2 separate regions of the Homo sapiens genome follow, and region 1 is linked to region 2. A link is a loop called in an ENCODE intact Hi-C map of the cell type or tissue named here. Cell type or tissue: A673. All regions are shown on one strand. Links, peaks and the distances in the headings refer to the core of each region. The heading gives the core; the rest is flanking DNA. Region 1 overlaps MIR4280HG (MIR4280 host gene). Region 2 overlaps CCNH (cyclin H).

What was found. A loop is a pair of places that touch in the nucleus more often than their neighbours do. Peaks named below come from ENCODE experiments on the same cell type or tissue, not always from the same donor. Only the 100,000 strongest peaks of a DNase experiment are listed, where the experiment ranks them.
Region 1: a loop joins it to region 2, with 6 times the contacts of the local background. A loop is called at or near these places in 50 of 110 quality-filtered maps.

Annotation. Positions count from the first base shown.
Region 1 is chr5:87,066,365-87,074,708 of GRCh38, forward strand. The region is part of intron 1 of MIR4280HG (MIR4280 host gene); the gene reads right to left. LOC105379065 (a long non-coding RNA gene) reads right to left here. Exons shown (of 3, transcript XR_948540.3): 2 at 7,816-7,957; 3 at 137-416. Among named protein-coding and RNA genes, the nearest start is that of MIR4280, 44 kb to the right of the region's middle. In A673, for the core only: a CTCF peak has its summit at 3,803 (motif pointing right); a DNase peak (open chromatin) is centred at 3,827.
Region 2 is chr5:87,395,940-87,404,283 of GRCh38, forward strand. CCNH (cyclin H) reads right to left here. Exons shown (of 9, transcript NM_001239.4): 6 at 5,763-5,833; 7 at 3,455-3,566. Among named protein-coding and RNA genes, the nearest start is that of CCNH, 13 kb to the right of the region's middle. In A673, for the core only: a CTCF peak has its summit at 4,598 (motif pointing left); a DNase peak (open chromatin) is centred at 4,572; H3K27ac peaks cover 940 bases.

The DNA.
Region 1 (8,344 bases), core at 311-8,310, 330 kb before region 2:
AATGAGTAGAAATATGACACCTTGTTTTACATTTGCTATTCTCTGGTTACTGCAGTTTAAATATATTTTAATGTGTTTATTGACCATTTGAATTCCCTCTTTTGTGAATTTGCCTGTTTGAATCTTTGTCTGCTTTTTTATTTTGTTTTATTTGGTTGTTTGTCTTTTTCATATTGATTATTTTAGGATTCCTTTTTACTTTCTAGAAAGCAGTCCAAGTTTGCTTTGTGTGAGGCAATTAGTTTCTTCTATATCATTACTTATCTTTTAATTGTATATATGGTATATTCTGATGTGCACCTGTTTTTAATTTTGATGGAGTCAAGTTGTCATTCTTTTCCTTTGTGATTTTTCTTTTTTGTGTCTTGTCGAGGAGGACTTCCTGACCTCAAGGTCAGAAAGATGTTCTATATTGTCTACAAAGAAGGAGAAGAAAACAGAGAGGAGAAAGAGAAAGGAAAAGAAAATATTTAATTTTTATAGTATATATTTGATTCCTATAGTATAGCAAAGCACATAAGAAAAATAAAAGGCAAATGACAAACTAAGGATAATATCTGTAATGTATATCACAGGCCAATCTTTTTTTTTTTTTTTTTTTTTTTTTGAGACAGAGTTTCCCTCTTGTTGCCCAGGCTGGTGCGATGTTAGCTCACTGTAGCTGTTCAAGCCATTCTCCTGTCTCAACCTCCTAAGTAGCTGGGATTATAGGCGCTACCACACCTGGCTGATTTCTGTATTTTTAGTAGAGACAGGATTTCACCATGTTGGCCAGGCTGATCTCGAACTCCTGACCTTAGGTCATCCACCAGCCTCAGCCTCCCAAAGGGCTGGGATTACAGGCGTGAGCCACCTTTCCCAGCCCCAATCTTTATAATATAAAAACAATACTGGAAAGCCACAAGAATATATAGCAACACAAAAGACAACTGTCAAAATACATTATCAGTTGATAATGATAGAACTGTTGATAGAAAATGAAATACAAAAAACTTTAATTGGATAATAGAAGAAATACTAATTTAGAATAAGCTATGTTTCACCTAACAGATTAACAAAAACCCTTAAATTTTGACAACAGCCCATTGACAAGGCAATGGAAAAACAGATACTTTCAGTTATTGCTGATGAGAATATAAATTGGCACGAGGCCTATGGAAGGCAATTTGAAAACTTTTTCTAAATTACAAATATATACAACTGTTTATTCAGCAGTTCTATTTCTGACAATGTATATTAAACTTACATATATGAAAATAAACAATATGCATTGCAGCACTGTGAGAGCAAAAAACTGGACTATTTTAAATTATCAACAGGGATCCGATTAGAAAAATTATATCTGTACAACAGCATCCGACGCTGCTGTAAAAAAAGAAAGAGGAAGCTTTCCATATACTGATACATAAAGATCTGTGAAATGCATTGTATGTTTTTTGTTTGGGGTTTTTTAATGAAAATTAAGATGTACAATGTGGTGTTTTGATATACATACTGAGCTGATTACTACAGTCAAGCTAATTAATATATCCATCTTTTAGTATAGTTGTCTTTTCTCTGTGTGTGGGAGAGTGGTAAGAACACTTAAGATCTACTCTGTTAGCAAATTTCAAGTGTACAATACAGTATTAACTATTATGTTGTGCACTGCAGCATTATTCACGATTACCAAGATATGAATAAATTATTATACACACACACACGTGGAATATTATTCAGCCTTAAAAAAGAAGGATAGCCTGCCATTTGCAACAACGTGGATGAACCTGTGGAATATTACGCTAAGTGAAATAAGCCCACACAAAAAAATGCTGCATGATCTCACTTATAGGTGGAATCTTAAAAAGTTGAATTTATAGAAACAGAGAGTTGAATGGTGGTTACCAGGGATGGAGAAGTGGGGGGAATGGGGAGGCCCTTGTCAAGGGGCACAAAGTTCCAGTTGTATAGGATGAATAAATTCTAAAGGCCTACTATACAGCATGATGGCTCTAGTTAATAATAATATTGTATATGGGACCTGTATTGTTAATTTAACAAAGCAACTTGTGGAACAAATGGGTAGGAGACAGAGTTTTGTGCTAGGCAGGGAAAGAATATATCATTTATTGGTTTGTATTTGCCTGAAGAAACTCTTGGAGAACTCAAAATGAGCTAATTACAGTGGTTACCAATGTGTGAAAAAGGGACAGGAGGTAAATGAGGAAAAATATAATGAGGAAAGGGAGGCTTTGCAGACTACACATATTTACATTTTTAAAAATTTTTTAGGCCGGGTGTGGTGGCTCACACCTGTAATCCCAGCACTTTGGGAGGCCGAGGCAGGCGGATCATGAGGTCACAAGATCAAGACCATCCTGGCTAACACGGTGAAACTCCATCTCTACTGAAAATACAAAACATTAGCCAGGCGTGGTGGTGGGCGCCTGTAGTCCCAGCTACTTGGGAGACTGAGGCAGGAGAATGGCCTGAACCCAGGAGGCAGAGCTTGCAGTGAGTCGAGATCATGCCACTGCACTCCAACCTGGGCAACAGAGTGAGACTCTGTCTCAAAAAAAAAAAAAATCTGAAACATTGTATTGCCTATTCAACTGATTTAATTTAAAAATTAATTTATTTTAAAACAACTAAACTCAATAATATTAATTTAGTTCAAAAAATAGAAGCCAAACAATAAAGGTGATACCTTTGGCTATCTTTCTCCCTGTCTCAGAGTTTGAAAAATTGTAGAGATTCAGTGGAGAGGTGGTCTTCTGATTAAAGTTCTAGTATGATGCTATTTTTATGTGTCAAAACAAATTAAGTTTCCTATGATGTTTCAGGACAGGAATTATAAATTCAAAATGTTTTTTCTAAAGGATACTATAAAGGGATGAAACAATTTATGGTAAGCTGAAGCAGTGAAGATATTCCATGCAATACAAAAATATCAACTTCAAATTAGTCTGAAGATCACATATAAAGGGAAGAAAACAACTTTACCACTAAATGATCAACCGACAACATGAAGCAGAATATAATGAAATGCATAACATTTTATTATCACATCTATTTTTTGCAATTCAGAAAAACCATAAAGGATATCTTCCAAATCTGTAATTTAACACATAACACTGTAACACATTTCTAAAGCAAGTTTTAAAATGAGTCAGCCTTATAAGGCTGAGTGACATTTTGTCACAGATTTAAAGGAAAATCCTGTCTCTGTTAAGATCTTATAATACATATATAATAAAGAAACGCACAGAATAAGGTTAGACAAATTTGAGAATTTTGTTATCACCTTAACATCAGGGTGTTAATGCATATGTAACCACAAGTATTAGAACTATTTCTTCCATTATATCAGATGACAAGAAAGGTGCCTGAAAATTGTCTTATTTGTTCAGGTAAATTAAATGATGTCAGATCAATGAATGATGTGCTTATCATTATAGAATCTAGATGTTCAGTGTATCATGGGCTAAAACAACATTTGTAATGGTGTGAAAATGAAATACTTCAACATCAAAAAGATTCATTTCCCAGAGAGGACTTATTTTTATAGTTATTCTTTTTCTGTTGGACTAGCTGGCTTATGATTCTTGTCTGTGGAAAAAGAACCTGAAAAAAATAACTGTCACTGTAATTAAGCACAGCAAAGGTAGAGAAACAAAGGGAGCATTCAAAACGGATAGAGGGGTGGGGAGGGATGTCACTGGGGAACATTCTTGTGTTCGTTAGTTCACCTGAAACTAACTCTTAAAGTTGAAGAACTAAATATTGTTCTCATAGAAGCACATACTTGGTGTACAAGAAGGAATGACCACAGGATGGGGCCAAAGGCGAAGACAGTTGAAACTCAATGAGCTGAAAAACTTACTATAAAGGGAAAAAAGGAAAGGGACATTCTCAAGACATTTTACTACAGATCCTGTGGAAGTAATGCCATTTAGTCTTTATTGACTTTTCCTTAAACTTTGGCATTTTTACACTTTTTTTTAACTATTTAATTTCAGCAGGTGAGGGAAGAGCAGGAATGCCAAACTCCTGGTGTCTCCCTCAGCACAGGTCCTGCTCCATAAAGGTTTTTGGCCTTGAAAGGTCTGTGGCTCCACCCAGGGCTGCAAGGATGGATGTCAACTTTGGGCAGAACAAGAGAAACAGGCCCAGGAATGGGAAAGGGTTATGACCACTAACCCTGCTACCATATGGTCAGATATTTTTTATTCATGAAGAGAAGTTAAAAATCTATATCTCATATATTCTTGATATTTAAATGTTTTTTAAAAGTTGTTCACAGCCTGAGGGTAGCTAGTTTGCAACCCGTGTGCTTTAATAGTAGTAACAGGTAACCCTTATGCAAAACTCCCTATGCACCAGGGGTTGTTCTAAGTATTTTATATATATAACCTCATTTCAAACTCCTAATAACCACTTGAGGTAAGACCTTTTTATCCCCATATTTAAGATGAGTAAACTGAGGCACAAACAAGTCTATAGCTTGCCCCAGGTGGCACAGCTGGCAAATGGCAGAGGTAGGACTTGAACCTACAGAGTCCGCTCCAGAATTCATACTCTCAAACACAAAGATGTTTCTATAAGAAAATTTCCCCTTCAAAGAGCCAGTTATAAATATTTGTTCAATTATGGAACTAAATCAGCTAACCCTGGCCCTATGCCTACTGATGTATTTCAGGTAAATATTTTTCTGAAATTATTTTTTAAATTTTTGAGAAATTAATGAGCCATCAGTGTTTCTGAAGGGCCCAATTTGAAAGAGAAGTTATTTTGAAAAACTTAAGCTTACTATGTATTATTTTCTAGCTGTAAAACATCATTTTGAAAAAATATATATTTTTATGTTTTAGCTACCATGTGTCATTTTGCTTTTGAATAACTTTCTTATTGAAAATACTGAACTGATACCAGAAGCCAACTGAAATAATGACTTCTAAGTTTTATTTGAAGATTGAATTCACACTGTTTAAACATTTCTTTTTTTTTCTTTTTTTTTTTTTTTCTTTTTGAGACAGGGTCTCTCACTCCATCGCCCAGGCTGGGGTGCAGTGGCACAATTACGGCTCATTGTAGCCTCTGCCTCCCAGGCTCAGATGGTCCTCCTTCCTCAGCCTCCTGAGTAGCTGGTACTACAGGCATGCATAACCATCCAGCTAATTTTTGGTTTTTTTTGTAGAGACATGGTTTCTCCGTGTTGCCCAGGCTGGTCGAACTTCCGGGCTCAAGTTATCTACCAACCTCAGCCTCCCAAAGGGCTGGGATTACAAGTGTGAGCCATCACACCTGGACCATAAATACCTTTTTCAAAAACTAGGAGCTCATCTTATATTACACTTTAACTCTTCAAAATTTTGCACTTTATTATCTAATTTTATATTCTTATCAATTTAAAATTAGTCAATTTATATATGAAAAACAAAGGGGCTAGAGACTGCTTACTCCTTGTGTGAAAAATGTGGAACTGTCTGGTATGCACCGTGTGGATCTACTGGCACCTCACTATGTGTGGAAGTCCTTTCAATTTATTTGTTTCACCTGGGAAGTTTAGTAGCTACTTTGAGAAATGGAATTACCACATCATCCTTTGAGGAGAGCATAATGTAAAGTTGTCTCAAAACCTGCATTCAACTTGGCATTCAAAGTCATCAAGTCAGACTTCAACAATTCTAAGAATAACTATTAACGTCAGCATTTCTGGGCATTTTCCTTCCATTCCTAAATTGTTAAAACAGAGATCGAGATCATTATCTCAAACATGTTTATCATGAAGTTCAGATAATATGAAATACTGTATAATAATAGTATGTTGCCTCAGAGACATATTTAATTGGGGACTAAAATGTTTGCGTATATTGAGTATATTACTTTTAGTATACAGCGACAATGGCTCATATAATGAAAACGATCATCATTGTGATAGAGGGCTCTGAATAAATTCTGTTGATCTTTTCTTAATACTATACAGGCCAGGCTAGTCTCTATAATTTTTTATTTTTATTATTTTTTTTGAGACATATTTCTCACTCTGTCGCCCAGACTGGAGTGCAGTGGTGTGATCTTGGCTCACTGCAAACTCCGCCTCGCGAGTTCAAGCAATTCTCTGCCTCAGCCTCCCGAGTAGCTGGGATTACAGGCGCCAATGACCACGCCCAGCTAATTTTTGTATTTTTAGTAGAGACGGGGTTTCACCATCTTGGCCAGGCTGGTCTTGAACTCCTGATCTAGTAATCCACCCTCCTTGGCCTCCCAAAGTGTTGAGATTACAGTCATGAGCCAGGGTGCCCGGCCTAGTCTCTACATTTTGCAGTAGGAATTTAATTGTGTGCATTTGTGTGAGGTAATGCAATATACGTAACATATTTAATATTCTCTCTCTGTCTCTTTCTACACACACACACATACACGCGCGCGCGCACACACACACACACACACACACACACATATATCATACAAAAATGTCCACATGTTATATTGGTATATTTTTCAAAGTAAATTTATAGTGAACATTTTTCCCATCTTTTATTATCTCACCTGGATGCTTTAAAACAGCCAAAAACTAAAATACAATATCCATGTTGCAATCTGGTTATGCTTTGGAAGGATAAACATCTATAATAACCTTAAAATATTTTAAAATTATATAAAATAGGTGAATTATTACACTAGCAGCAGTAAAATTTCTTACCAGAAAAGCTTGATCTAACAGTTGAAAATGCCATTAGCCTTCATGGAAGACAAGAACATGCTCTCTACTTTGCCAACAAACATACAATATAAGTTTTCTTCTACAAAATAAATTCATATTTTGAAAAGCCATACTTCTGGAGCTTTGATTTACATTTCTGATGGTGGCGAATTAGGAAATTAGACTAAGCACATTAATGAATCTAGAGGATAGTCATTTTCAGTCCAATAATGATATGAAAGCAGTACCCTACCAAAAGATTATACCTAACTTCACATAAAACTTCCGATATTCTAGAAGATGGCACCAACATCTGCAACAGTAATAATAGTAGTGATCCTTTATTCAGCCTTAGTAATTATGTGCAAACTTTATATGCAGTTCATAACTGGCAATGGAAGTAAGACAGCATTTGTATAGTGTAAGATAGCAACCTGTCCATGACTGCCTTGGTCACAAAATCTCTGTGTCCTCTGCAGTTCCAGGATGAATATGAGTAACTGCAGTTGTGTATTTTACGCTAGTGAAAAACATTAAAATTGATGAAAAGGCAAATACAATGTGCTTAACTGATCCCTCCCCTCAAAAATCTAACCCTTGTGTCATTTTTTAAAATGGTTAAGAAATAGGTTGACTTTCTGTACAGCATGAAAATTTCTTTGGCTCAAGCCTCCACTAGAAAACCTAAGACAAGGTCAGGTGCAGTGGCTCATGCCTGTAATCCCAACACTTTGGGAGGCCGAGGCAGGCGGATCACGAGGTCAAGAGATCAAGACCATCCTGGCTAACATGGTGAAACCCTGTCTCTACTCAAAACACAAAAAATTAGCCAGGCGTGGTGGCGGGCACCTGTAGTCCCAGCTACTCAGGAGGTTGAGGCAGGAGAATTGCTTGAACCTGGGAGGTGGAGGTTGCAGTGAGCCGAGGTCGTGCCACTGCACTCCAGCCTGGGTGACAGTGCGAGACTCGGTCTCAAAAAAAAAAAAAAAAAAAAAAAAAACCTAAGACAAATCCTACTGGATAACACTGTCCTTCAACACATGCAAACCATGTGGTGACAAAGCAAAAATAAAAAAATCACTATTTGAAAGTGACCCCAATCAAGGCACCCAGACTCACTGGTTACTCACAGTTTTTTTTCTTGCCCTTCCGGTGGTGTACACTGTTTTCAGAAGGTTGACTATTCACTCTCCAATGGCATAAGCCTGTTGCATCATATCTACAGGTGTTACCCTGTAGATAACTTGTATCCGTACCTTTCAGAGATGTTAACTGTAAGGAAGAAACCTAAAAAATTCATTCTGATAGAATGACCCTCCATCAGGTCCAATTCTTTCTAAAGAAACCTCTCTTGTAGAGAGTGCTTGTGTGGAAAAGAAACAACTACATTCAGTGTATGCAGAAGTATGATCCTCCATACTTACTCTGAGCAGTCTACTTTTTCACTATTAAAGCTCCATCTGTACCTGATATTGCCTATAAGGTCACCACTATCATCTCCAAATTCAGACTTTTAGCTCGGTACAGCTCCAAATCCTCCTTAGAATAAGCAAGAGTGATTCCCTGAAGTGGCACCGTGAAACGATGTCAAAGCATTAATGTTCCTCATTAACATAAGATACTGGGGAACATTATTAAAGACAAACACATATGAACAAC
Region 2 (8,344 bases), core at 48-8,047:
AATATATCATATATAAATAATATATCATATATAAATAAGTACAATCAGCCTTCTGTATCCTGTGGGTTCCACATCTGTGGACTAAACCAACTGCGGATTGAAAATAAGGAAAAAAATTCTATCTGTACTGAACATGTACAGAATTTTTTCTTATTATTCCCTCAAGAATACAGTATAACTATTTACATAACATTTACATTGTATTTAGGTATTATAAGTAATCTAGAGATGATTTAAAGTATATGGGAGGATGTGTATAGGTTATATGCAAATACGCCATTTTGTATTAGGGCATCTGTGGATTGTGGTTATGAGCAGAAAGTCCTGAAACCAATCCCCCATGGATACTGAAGGATGACTGTATATAGAATCTATAAAGCACTACAAACCACAAAAATGTGGCCAGGTGCAGTGGCTCACGCCTGTAATCCCAGCACTTTGGGAGGCTGAGGCGGGCGGATCACGACGTCAGGAGCTTGAGACCATCCTTGGCTAACACGGTAAAATCCCGTCTCTACTAAAAATACAAAAAAAAATTAGCTGGGCATGTTGGCATGCACCTGTCGTCCCAGCTACTTGGAAGGCTGAGGCAGGAGAACTGCTTGAACCCGGGAGGCAGAGGTTGCAGTGAGATCACGCCACTGCACTCAAGCCTGGGTGACACAGCAAGACTCCATCTCAAAAACAAACAAACAAACAAAAAAGCCAGAAAATTGGGCAAAGGGGATAAATAAGCAATACAGATGAAATATAAGTGACTGTTAAGTATGGAAAGTTCAATGTCCCATAATCAAGAAAATGCAAATTAAAATACCAATGTGATACTTTTTCACCCAGACTAGCAAAAGCTAAGCATTGATAATCACCCATTGTACAATATGTATGAAAAATGCAAAGAAGAAAAAAACGCTGCTTATTTCATAAATATATGGATATACGTGCAGAGAAAAGGCTGGCAAAGGTAAACAACTGCTAAGTAACTTCTGAGGTCATGACAGATTTGGGTTTTGATCAAAGGGAACTTTGGTTTCACTTGTATTGACTGACAATGACAAAACAGTTTTTGTGTCATGAAAACTAAAGGTAAAATAATTTTGAAGATCAAGGAAAACAAATATTTAGTCCTAAAGTAGCACTACTCATGGTAGCAAGTACCAGAGCTGGTCCATGAACAGTTTCCAGTTTGCAGTGAGTTAAGTACAGGAATTGTGTTTCATAATTTTTTTTTTGTTTTTTTTTTTGAGACAGAGTCTTGCTCTGTTGCCCAGGCTGGAGTGCAATGGCGTGATCTTGGCTCACTGTGACCCCTCCAGGGTTCAAGCAGTTCTCCCTGCCTCAGTCTTACAAGTAGCTGGGATTACAGGCACCCACCACCACGTCCAGCTGATTATTGTATTTTTAGTAGAGACGGGGTTTCGCCATGTTGGCCAGGCTGGTCTCGAACTCCCGACCTCAGGTGATCCGCCCGCCTTAGCCTCCCAAACTGCTGAGATTACAGGCATGAGCCACTGTGCCCGGCCCTAGAAATTTTTAATAGCAATTTGATATAATAATTTTATGACTGCTGAATCTAATAAAACTTGAGCTTATGTTTTTGTCTTCACTTTTCTAGTAATTCATTTTTTATTGAATTTTACAAAAGTATACATCTAGTGATTTTTTTTTAAAAAAGTCCTTCGCAGTTTGAGAAGCACCCCTCAAGTACTCATAGATATTCAGAATTTGGCCCAGTACAAGGCAGATGGCAATCTGGAATACAATGTAAGCTATGGCAGTTAAGAATTTTGGATTATGGTCCATTCAGTTACTTAGCTAGAAAGGGTAGGATTAGTAGTTCAGTGGTCTAATCCAGGGGTGGATAAACTTTTTCTTTAAAGAGACAGTAAATATTTTCGGCCTTGCAGGCCCTATAACCAGTTTCTGTTGCAACTACCTAACTTTTCTGCTGTATCATGAAAATAGCCATAGGTGATATATAAACGAATAGGTGTGCTACATTCCAAGAAACTGTGTTCTAAAAACGCTAATGGGCTGGATATGCCTGGTAGGTAACAGTTTGCCAACCCCTGGTCTAATCCCATTTCAAAATCAATGCAAAAAGGACATAATCAGTGCTGCAATACTTTTATTCATTAAAGTCAACATTACTTCTCTGTAACCACTCTGAAAAATTCCTGTTACCACTGAAACCGAGGAGTGAATGAAATCCACCAATTTCAAGTTCTATGCTAAAACATGCTTTGTCGTTATACCTATAACTATAATAAAACAACCTCATATTCTGCACACTTCCTAAGTCCGTAGATATTCCCCAACTACAACTGTATAGGTAAGGAATTTGAGTCATGTGTATTTGACATAAAGGCCTTGGAATTGCTGTTCTGGCTTTTCATAGTTATCCAGCAGCACATATTCACCAATTACAGAAATAATACCTCAAATACATCTTAAATATAAGATGCCACAGATAACTCCCATTAAATTTTAACAAATAAGGTATAACTTTAAGTAACAAAATGCATCCCACAGGAAATAGAAAATGGCAGTTTCATTAATCCTAGTACCTGTCCAAATTCCCAACTGCTTAAACACCTAAAAAAGAAAGTTTCAGTGGATCTTTCAATTTGCAAAGCACAAATTGCCAATTTTATGGTGATTTTCACATTCAGCTTACAAATCAATTAAGAGACATTAAAGGTGTTCTTATGGCTAGCCACAAGAAGAAATTACATGGCCTCTTTTCCTATTGGCTTTGTGGTCACTATAAAGTTTGTCACTGAAAGAAGTATGCCGGGAGGCCAAGGTGGGCGGATCATGAGGTCAGGAGATTGAGACCATCCTGGCTAACACGATGAAACCCCGTCTCTACTAAAAATACAAAAAATTAGCTGGGCGTGGTGGAGGGCGCCTGTAGTCCCAGCTACTCAGGAGGCTGAGGCAGGAGAATGACCTGAACCTGGAAGGCAGAGCTTGCAGTGAGCTGAGATCGCGCCACTGCACTCCAGTCTGGGCAATAGAGCGAGACTCCATCTCAAAGAAAAAAAAAAAAAAGAAGTATGCCAACTTTCTCTACTCTAGCTAACAGAAGTCTGGAAGAGCATATTTGTTCCTCAGACCAGATATCACAACTTCAAAGAGACAAAAGATTAAAAGGACAGGAAAAGGTAAAAGGATTCCTTAGGAAGACCCTGACCCCTGAAATCCCATGAGAAGTAACAGAACAGGACAGGGCCTGCAAGCCAAAGAACATATGAGTCACAGCAGGATCAGAACTGCACAGTGAATGCCGAACTATTACCTTAATCTCATTAGAAATGTCCATTCAATAAAGAAAATCTGATTTTATGGATCAGTCAGCTTTCCTCTAATGAGCAAACACCAATAAAATGATTTACGAACCAGCTGGACTGGATAACAGTTATGTCTATTGATTAACACTGTCACATTAACTTACGTGATTACGTTAAGTGCAAGCTCAGCAGAATGACATCGCTCCAACTTCTGTTTCAGAACAGCAACTTCTTCAGATCTGGGTGGTTCATACTTCTTTACTAAGTTTCTCATGCCTATGTGGATACAAAAAAAGAATTTAAACTGAATAAGCAAACCTCCTTCTCATAGTAAGGGAGCTGGTTACTTTTCCATTTTGTCATAGGAAACAACACTCTTCAAATGACATGGTTATTCTCAGGATTTGCATCATTCTGCATTTCATTCTACATTAAAATCCAATAAGCACTGTATGTTTAGTTCAAGTAATTATGGCTCTCTGCTGTTTAGCCCATATCATATACAGCATAAAGCACACTATAATCTAGCATTAATTTTTGGCAAATCCTACTGGGGTCACTTCTTGTTCAGTTTTAAGACTTAAAAAAAAAATCCCTAAATGATTTAGTGAACATGTTTTGTTCTCTATCACCAACCATCTTCGTAGTATTCTATTCCATAGACAGTGGGCCAAGCATATACTTCCTGTTTTCAAAGGAAACTGTTATTACACAACATGCAATAAAGGGAGGATGCTCAGTAAAAATTTGTTAATAATCCTTTGCTTTAACAAAACGCAAACCCTATACAAAAATGTCCACTTTAGGTTAAAAGCAAACTACTGTATCAGTAACTTTATAATTGCAAAAACATCCTCTAGCTGATCTTGTTATTCAACTATAATAAACCAAAGAATACAAATTTCAAGATTAGGGGAATGATGAGAGATCCAATGGGCTTATTATTACTATTAGCCAGCCATGTGATCCAAATGACTACACTACTGACCTATTTCATAATGCAAACAAAGCAGTATTTTTAACTGAATTAATACTTGTAACTCAACACCCTTAGGACAGTATCTATGTTCCAAAAATTACAAATATCTTAGTAGCATTAAACTTCTGAGTGTTTTATGAAGAGCTGTTTTTATTTCATTTTAAAACAAGTGGAGCAAAATAAAGGTATTGAGAAGAAATCAGTAATAAAACTAAGCTATGAAATGAGTACAGTGGAATAAGACCTTTACCTACTAAATTCTATGATCCTAACAGCTACAGTCAAATCACAATTAGCTTTTAAAGTGTACCCCCTAGTGGTATAACTAAAGACCTACAGTTTATAATTCATAAATCACAGCCATCATTCTCAAAGGAAGCCCTCAGGATCACTTCGAGCAGAGAATCAGGAAATGATACATAGATGCCCTGAAGCATCTTAAATTTTAAAACACAAAATATATAAAATGTATGCCCATTTACTGTCATCGAAAATCAAGATTTCAATCTTATATTCTACTGGTTTAATATTTAATTACAATACACATTTAATTAACAAGAACAATTTACACAAGAAGGTTTGGAAACAAACATGATCGACTTTTAACCCCAAAGAGTAGCTTAGCAGCCATGACCAAGTGTGCCACGGTCAAGAATGGAGAATGCTGGCTAATCCAGCCAATAAGTAAAGTAGAGATTCTACTCAACTCTCAACACCGGCACTAATGACAGGGTTTCTCAACACCAGCACTAATGACTTTTTGGGCTGGATAAGTCTTGATTACGCAGGGCTGTATTAGTTTCCTGACATTGCTATTAAAATTATCACAAAAGTGGTGGCTTAAAACAACGGAAGTGTATTCTCTCATAGTTCTGGAGCCCAAAAGTCTGAAATGTTTCACTGTGCCAAAATTAAGGTGCTAGAAGGGCCATACTCTCTCTGGAGGCTCCAGGGATGAATCCATTCCTTGCCTGTTCCAGCTTCCGATGGCTGCCAGCTTCCTTTGGCTTGCAGCCACATCACTCCAATTTTCAAGGCAAGCATCTTTAATTCTTTCTCTGCTGTCTTAACAGTGCCTTCTCTGAGTGTGTCAAATCTCCTTCTACCTTTCTCTTAAAAAAATAATTTATCTACAAAATAGAAGTTCCAAATTTAAACATTATCCTTAAGTTATTTCCCATTACATCTTTTTCAGTGCCTAGTATGTTTCTTTATTCTTTAAAAGGATCCTGTTGTCAATCTCTAAATCCTTTCTAAATCTGACTCTATTTTCACTCTTTGCATAAGTTCTATATAAATGAACACTACTTCCTTCTATATACCTTCTATTTGTTCTAGACCAATGTGTCTTTCATGCTTCCATAATACAGTAATTCAATGAAAAGAAATCTAAACAAAAATCTGTTATATTTCTAGTTAAACACCAAGAGATTTATTTAGAAAGGAGCTTTGTATTGGAAGAAACATTTTGTAAAGTGTTCTCTTTTACTTACTTTTCATTATATCTAGTAACTGTGACAGGCAAGTTCTGTTCTCTTTCAGCATCAGACTCTCTGATAAATAACTAGTAAAGAAAAGAAAAAAAAATCTATTGAAAACATACAGCACATTGAGAAAACATGACATCATAAATTATTTTCCTCCATCCTCATCAAAGGCAATTAAAAAATTTTTAAATTTATGAATGTATAATCTGTAACTCCTATATTTTAAGGATTTATTACCACTTACATTAAAAGATGTTTATTGTTCCTTTAAGTTTAGTGACATTCAGGTACAACCTTTCAGAGGGAAAATAGTATGAAAGCAACAGTAATAGCCAGTACTTATAACATTTATATCTTTTAATATAGAAGCCCAATAAGGCTAACCTTATTTTACAGATGAGGAATCTGAGTTACAGGGATGAACAAGTCATGATCTTGTAACTTGCCCAAAGTAATAAAGCTAGGAAGCAGCAAAACTGGAATCTGGCACTAGTAAGGATTCTCTATTCCCTTAATATGAAAGCCATTTTATCTATAGTTGCACTTCTGTGGAGTAACAGACATTCAAACCAACAAGACTACCACCTAATGCTTTATAAATCTATTGCATCTTATTTGCATCAAGTCCAAATCAAAGGTGTTAAACTTACTTATCAATGTGATATAAAACCCAAATTACCTGTTTTTCTCAGAGCCACTGACAGTATGAAAATATAATTTCTATATTAAAATTTCAGTTACTCTGAAGTTTTACATACCTGAACTTGACCTATGATTGATAAAAGGCGAAATGAACAGATTCTCAAAATGTTAAATAGTTTTTCAAACACAAATGCAAAAAACTTATTTTTCTCTTGGGGGTAATAGTTAGAAAAATAGAAAGCAATGCTTTAAGAACTCTTGTTGCTGTCTTTATCCAGATTTATTTAAATTTTATTATAAAGTTTGGTAACTGTTTGATATTACATCATCATCATCTACTGTGGGAATAAATTTTGGATCTGAAAATCAGGAAATCTCCTGACAACTAATCCATTTCTGGCTACCAGTAATTCAAAATAACTAGTTTTTTCCTTTCCCTCTCCTACCTAAAATTCCTCCCATTTTTGTCATCTTCCTTTATTTTTACTCTTCATTTCCTTTTGATTTCTTAAGCATAAGGGTCATAGGTTTGGTGCTAAGAGTTGGCTGACTAGACTCATTATCTCTGTGAAGTTAGCAACTCTTAACCTCAATTTTGAATTTGAACTTATAATATTGTGGTGTTTTAATAAAATCCACAGGCAATAAGAATACCTAAAGTAGCAGATGAAAAATAAAGCTCTAAATCTGCAAGAAAGAGAAGAAAATCCAGAAATAACGGTAATAATCCTATGATTAATAATCTGAGGCATTATCCAGACTATGACAACAGCACAGGGGCTTTCCCTTTTGAAATCAGCAATAAATGTAAAGCTCATTTCCACATATCCCAAAAATTTGCCTGTAAATCAGCTGTAAGTTAAAAACGTTTGGAAAGCATTTCCCTAAAGGAAAAAAAAAAAAAAAAGGCCCAATGTCTAGTCTCTGGGAATGTTACGAAAGCCTATTAAATTTGCAAGGAGCCAAAGGTATGGCAATTTCAATTTTGCCTTCCTGGAATTATAATGAACTAAACTTCTAAGATGAAATAAATTCATTTGGACCTTCACTGAAGAATTTATAGATGCACTATATACAATGCTTCAAGATTAATCAAACTTTTGGTTATTTGAATTGTGGAAAAGAGGACTTTTGTTCCCTTACAGAATGAAGTCTGCAGGCCAGGTATGGTGGTGTGCACCTGTCACCCCAGCACTTTGGGAGGCCTAGGCAGGAGACTACTCGAGTCTAGGAGTGACTGAGATGAGCCTAGGCAGCATAGGGAAACCCCAACTCTACAAAAAAAACAAAAAGATTAGCCAAGGTGTGGCGGTGTGTGCCTGTGGTTCCAGCTACTCAGCAAGCTGAAGTAGGAGGATCGCTTGAGGCTGGGAGGTTGAGGCTGCAATGAGCTTTGACTGTGCCACTGCATTCCAGCCTGGGTGAGAGTGAGATGCTGTCTCAAAAAAAATAACCACCCAACCCCCACAAAATTAATGGAAGTCCACATCTTAACTCCATATACATCAGTAATTTACATGACTATCTTTCCTAACACAGAGATTTATCTTATTCATACTCCTAAAGTGTAGTACAGTGCATAGTAGTACATAGAAGGTATCTAATAAATGTTTGCTTAGTAAATAAGTGGAGATATAAATCACTTTGGGATTAAACGTATACATTTATATACAGTTGGTGAGCTGCGTTTGCAGAGAACAGGCATATCATAAATAAAATATAAACCTACAATCCCTTATCCTAGATGCAGATGTGTTGCGAAATTCTTATTAATAAGTATTCATGTCTTAGAAAAGTTATCTGGTGTATATATTATGAAATGTGAAATACCCAAGTGATGTCTGTAATCAGGAATATTAAGATTTCTGCAAGGGAACACAAATATTCCTATTAAGTGAAATAAAAACTAAATACAATCTGCTCTATTTGCTGCCACCTTATCAATG